2 separate regions of the Homo sapiens genome follow, and region 1 is linked to region 2. A link is a contact called in ENCODE Hi-C or POLR2A ChIA-PET data. All regions are on one chromosome and are shown on one strand. The core of a region is the stretch at or near the end of the contact, and the rest is flanking DNA. Distances in the headings are between cores, read along the strand shown. Region 1 overlaps NFIA (nuclear factor I A). Region 2 overlaps NFIA (nuclear factor I A).

Region 1 (2,700 bases), core at 6-2,505, 42 kb before region 2:
AGTAACTTTAAACTCCTCTGTTTTCTTTCAGTTCCTTCCTTCGTGTTCATGTGCAAATTATACCTTACTCTCCAGGTTGCATTTTACCATTTTCCTCTCGTTTCTCTAAGAAAGCTCCCCAAAGTGACAATGCTTTTTTAAAAGGGGCCAGTATGAAGTTCCTCTGAGTTCCTGCTCTCTTGGAGCACGGCTCCTATCACACAATAATGTGTTATTTTGTTGAATTTTGGCATCCTTCTAGCTTGTTTGGTCAGAAGCCAAAAAATTAGAGTGTGTCGGTCCACCAGTTTCTCAGCAGAGAAGCTCTCTTCTCACCCAGCGAGTGTGCTGTACCCTTGGCCTCTGGCCAAGAAGGGAAATCCATTTTACATAAAGAATGCACAAAGCTCAAGTGCTCAGAGACTTTTTACCTACTAAAATAACTTTATGGACAAATGCCAGTCTGCTAGACACATTCAGCAAGAACATTTGGCATGCAAAACAAGGTAAAGTACTCTGTGGAGGTAGCAAGTTTTTTAGAAACAAGGAAATGGCTGTGCGTGCCCTCGTGGCATGTCACGTGGCTTGGCACTGCCGGCTGATTGGCTGCGGCCGAGTAAATACAGCCGCCATGTAAGGAGCGGAACGTCGCCCTTCACTGGCTCCTTAAAATGGCGGCCTGAACCCACACCAGGAGAAGCAAGCCGAGTCCCATTCTCAGTTTCCCCTCTGAAGTTTTTTGTTTTTTGTTTTGTTTTGTTTTTTTGGGTTTTTTTTTTTTTTTTTGGTTTTTTTTCCCCCCCCCATAAACCTTACGGATCTGAGTAGAAACAGATTTCTCACAACTTGCTTCTCCGGCTCAATTTCACAGTTCGGCATACACTCAGGCACTGTCAAAAGCTTGACAATGTTCCAGGGAAAATATTAACCGTAAACTTTCCAAGAGGAATTAAAGGAGCAGGCAGAAATGTCAGGACGTCCTCTCTTTTGAAAGCACATCCCAAGTTTGCGCACGTGTACGTTTTGGAGAGAAGCACATGCAGCAAGCTCAAATGACATCCAGTATGGTCCCACTTTACCATGTCACGGTGGAAAGGGAAGGGGAAAAAAAGGACATATCCTCTTTGGCTAAAAGGCACGGAGGTCTCTCCCTCTCCCTCTCAGGCCTGACCAGTTGAACACTGCACACTCTGATGTATAAATATTTGCCTCTGGCTAAAGTTCAAGCAGCCCTGTGTGGCTGCCAGACACAACAGAAAACCAACATCCAAGGGAAAGTGTTTACTGCAGTGGGGGCCAAAGGAGCAAGTGCCAGCAAAAGATCACATCTGATTGGCCAGGCATGTCTGTGGTGTTACCATAAAGCACCTGGCCACTGGCCACTGGTCGCTGGGGTGTTCCCACCCTTTTAGTGATGGTTATGTTCTTTAATGCACAGCCTTGCCACAGTTAACGCAAGACGAAAAGACATCCTGATGGTTTATCGGTGTTCCTCCAGAGCAAGGGGCTTGAATGAGCCAAACCACCCTGCCACCACTACTGCAAAACAAGCATTTGCTCCTTGAAACTACCTAGATAAGACCTGTGACCTTTCTGCATGGCTCCCACCTTCTGACGTGCACGCCTCCTACAAACCTCCCAATTCCCATCCCTAGGTATTCTATAATTCTGTAGTCCATAATTCTATAATTTAAGCATCTCTGAAATTCCTGCAGTAAAAGAAATTAAAAGAAACCTCTGATAGGTGGCTGCAACAAAATATTTTAAAGTAATGGATCCTCCCAAGTCTCCCTCCAAGAACCAAAATATACACTGTGCCATTTTACCAGTACTATAGTACTGAAACAGGTAGAAATAAGAGAAGCTGCCCATCAAAAGATTACGATCTCTAATTAGGATAAAGGAAGTAAATGAAAACAGGTCTTGAAAAAAATCTTTTTGGAAAACTTGCAAGTATAGTTAATGCTAAGCATGTAGCTGTCAGGGCAAAGCCTTTTCATGGTTTTCAATATTCGGGGAAAAGGTTGACTACAATCATAAGTAATAATATTTTTAAATCACTGTCATTCATATAACATTTCTATCTTCATAAACAATAATTAAACTTTTCCCTAATGCTGCAAATGAAATGTCTCTTTTTGGCTGAACCAAAAAGCTATACAGAAAACTGGACAAAAACTTCGGGGAATATGAAGAGAAGAACTTATTTTAAGTAATTTTTTTGATATTATGGAACAATAACTTAGGTAAAGCAAGCCAAACTGTTATGATTTCATCTGTTTCAAATAAAATACACATTTGTTTAACGGAAACATTTGCTGTTTGTTGAAAATAAAGATTTTACGTCCCTACACAAATTACAGTTCTAACTTTGAAAATTCTTCAAGGTCCTGAATCTTGATTAATCTTAGGCTTAAGGATATTTCTAAAGTTGAATTTGTTGCAAAGCTAAAATCATGCATCAATTTCATTTTCAATTGTTTCTGAAACTTTTAACAACTTCATTGGTTTTGTCTAATCTAACTCTTAACCAAACATGCCACTAAGTTTGATCTGTGTTCGACCTTAGAAGCCTAGGACTTATAGTATCAAGTCCAGCTTCCAAGAGATCCCAGTGAATCATGTGCAAGGGGATCACAGAGGAATGTTCTGTTCCCAGCTGTGAACAAGACAGAATTAACTCTAAGATGCTTCCTCCTGCTGCCCTGGTGGACAGAAAGG
Region 2 (2,700 bases), core at 55-2,554:
GTGTTCCTCCTCTCTGAGGAGACACGAAGAGAGTTGAGTCAACAATCCTACTCGCTCTTGGGCCAAGCAGTCGCCACACAAGCGGTTCTCCTCGCCAGGGTGAGTGCATCAGAAGAGAGGCTGCACTGTTCAGGAGCCACAGCAAGGAGGGTCCATCCCCGGCTCTCTCTTAAGTTCTTGGCACAGGGGCAGGCGCTTTCCATGTGCCCTAAGAGCCTGTGTCTGTGTCTTCCTGTCTCCTTACCGGAAAAACTAAAGGCAACACATCTTGTAAAGTGCCCCTCCCTCCCGAAAACACTTCAGTGAAAGTTAGTATCTACTGTGTATATATTTGCATCAAGTTATACCGTTAAGAAAACTAAAATTACGAGTAAAGGAATTAGAGAGCAGAAAGTAACCTTTACAATTTCATAATCCTGTGTTCATTCATAATGTAAAAGACTTAGAAAGGTACCCATTTGGACTCTTGGGAATAGGAAAATCCCAAAACCATAGTTTACTATTTTCAAAGGAGTTTCAATATGGGCAAAAATCAAGAATACTGTTCTTCAGGCTAAGTTTATATCCTGAAATATGCTTCTTGTAAGAAATAATTTTAAAATGTGGAATCTAAAATTAAGCAAAAATAACATACAGTATGTTCAGCTTTGAAATTTGCCGGGACTCAGCCAAGTTTACCATAAACAGAAGGCAGAATTGTCTATTTTTAACTTTACAGCCCTTGGGTGATTAAAATTTTGAGCCATAATAAACAACTTTTTTCTTCTTTGCAACATAATTTCTCATTTGAAATTGCAGTCTTTTTAGTTGTTTAGGAGATATGGATTGAGCACTTCATGTTTTTAAATTCTTTCTTAAATGGAAATTTCTTGCAGAGACTAAATGCATGCATTAGCATGCCAAAAGCACAATTTTTTTTTTTTAAGGAAAGAAAAGGAAAAAAAACTCACTAAGGCCCAAAACTGAATTGCCTTCTCTTCTTTCTATTTTAACTGTTTACCAATTAGCACCTTTGGCCAGCTGCATTTTAGGAGAACATAGTAACAGATCCGCCATTCTGTTCCTGTAAGTAGAATGGCCGCAAACACCTCACCATCACGGGGGCAGATTATTGGGCAATTTGGCATGTTTGCATACCTATTATGTCAGCAGAAACTGTATCTTCCCACCAGGAAAGACAGTTGCATATGCAATAAACCAATAGCCTTTGACATGTCAGTTAATTACATCAGTTAGCCACTATCTCCTGAGCATGATCGCTGTGTTAATGAAACTATTTTGGTGTGGAAATGAAACAGGTCAAGACAAGTAGATCAGGAAATAGAAGGGATTTAGGGTCATATAGAAAGTCAATGTGCTGAGTCACACAGAACTTAACCTTGGCCTTCAGAAAGGATATAAAATTTTTCCCTCTGCTGTGAGTAATGTTAGTATTCCTTTTTCTTGGCATCACTTCGTGCTAAATAGCTCAAAACTCTTTAGAAATTATCAAGTTTAACAGTATTGCCTCCCCTTCAAGGGCTGTTAACAATCGAGTTATTGGAGATAAACCAAAGACCAGTATTATAGGCGCTGACTTTAAAAGACATGGTTTTTTTTCCCCCTGAGTAAAGGGGACCAGTCAAAGATGATGCCCGGTTTCTGGTTTGGACGACAGGGTTAAGAATGGTGACAGCTACTTGTTTTGAAACAAGATGAGCAGATGTATTGGAAAAACAGATCAGATATTGCAAGGAGATGTTAACTTGGGTTTCTGTTGTTTTTTTCATGCTGAGCAGGGGTTTGAGGCTCTAGAGAAGGACTTAACTCCTTCTTCGATCTTGTAGCACATCAGAGACTATCCCACCCCTACTTTCACCAGACACTTAAATATTTAAGCTTGTTACTGAGGTCATTCTAAGAAATCTCTTCTTCAATTTTACAGACATGCCTTCTTCAACTGCCCGTCACATAATATGATTTCCCAATTCATTGGCATCGAGTCTCCATTCTGTTGGCGTTCCTCTTAGCATTCTGTGCCCAAAACTGGGCAAAAAAAAAAAAAAAAAAAAAAACCCAGCTGTGGTTAGACCACAGCCCAACTACAGCACCAGCTTTTTGAATGGCAATGTCACACTGCTGGCCCCTGTTAATCTTGTGGTCACCATACACTCTTGGGTTAGCTGTCAAATTAGGGTTTCTCCACCCTGCTTTTGTATAATGAAGTTTCTAATCCTAAATGCAGGATGCCCCATTCTGAGCCTGTTTGTATTTAACAGAAAATAGGGATTTTCGTCCCATTTTTATCTTACCAATTCACTCCCCAACTGTGCCAGAATGCCCAGAGGTAATAGCCTTTTGGAAGGAGCTTTCCCATGCTACATTCCAGCAGGGTAAAACAATCTGAAAATGTTCTTGCCCCTTTTATCACTGAGTTCTCCATATCCCAGGCTATTTTATAAATAGAATTTTTCCCTACAGAAAATATGTAAAGCCATTGCGAAGAGAAAACTTTTCTACACATAGAAAACATGATAATTTCTCATTAGTTTTGGAACAATACAGGTCTACTCTAAGTTGTTTCTTATTCTGGAGTACAAAATTTGCATTTTATAATGTAAATTGGGACACTGTATACTAGCTTTCTCCTACCCATTGCCTCCCCCCGCCCCCGCCCGCCAAAAAAAAAAAAAATACAGCCAGATATTTACCAACATCCTG

What was found. Hi-C counts contacts between places; a loop is a spot of excess contacts on that map. ChIA-PET counts read pairs that join two places held with the same protein, here RNA polymerase II (POLR2A). Pooled maps may share reads with other maps.
Region 1: a loop to region 2 is called in a map of gastrocnemius medialis, with 3 times the contacts of the local background. The contact joins two enhancer-like sites. A Hi-C loop is called at or near these places in 10 of 168 maps with a recorded cell type or tissue (HepG2, aorta, endothelial cell of umbilical vein and 6 more) and 4 of 50 pooled maps. POLR2A ChIA-PET finds 5 or more read pairs at or near these places in 9 of 52 experiments (A673, B cell, HepG2 and 4 more).

Annotation. Positions count from the first base shown.
Region 1 is chr1:61,182,191-61,184,890 of GRCh38, reverse strand. All of the region lies in intron 2 of NFIA (nuclear factor I A), which reads right to left. Among named protein-coding and RNA genes, the nearest start is that of NFIA-AS1, 70 kb to the left of the region's middle. Within about 2 kb of position 1,255, at least 29 of the 41 ENCODE cell types and tissues checked have a DNase peak (open chromatin) inside an H3K27ac peak, as active enhancers do; they include endothelial cell of umbilical vein and gastrocnemius medialis, where a contact is called at or near this core.
Region 2 is chr1:61,140,320-61,143,019 of GRCh38, reverse strand. The region is part of intron 2 of NFIA (nuclear factor I A); the gene reads right to left. Among named protein-coding and RNA genes, the nearest start is that of NFIA, 59 kb to the right of the region's middle. RefSeq lists a cis regulatory region at 1,356-1,366 and an enhancer at 1,289-1,433. Within about 2 kb of position 1,304, at least 11 of the 41 ENCODE cell types and tissues checked have a DNase peak (open chromatin) inside an H3K27ac peak, as active enhancers do; they include endothelial cell of umbilical vein and gastrocnemius medialis, where a contact is called at or near this core.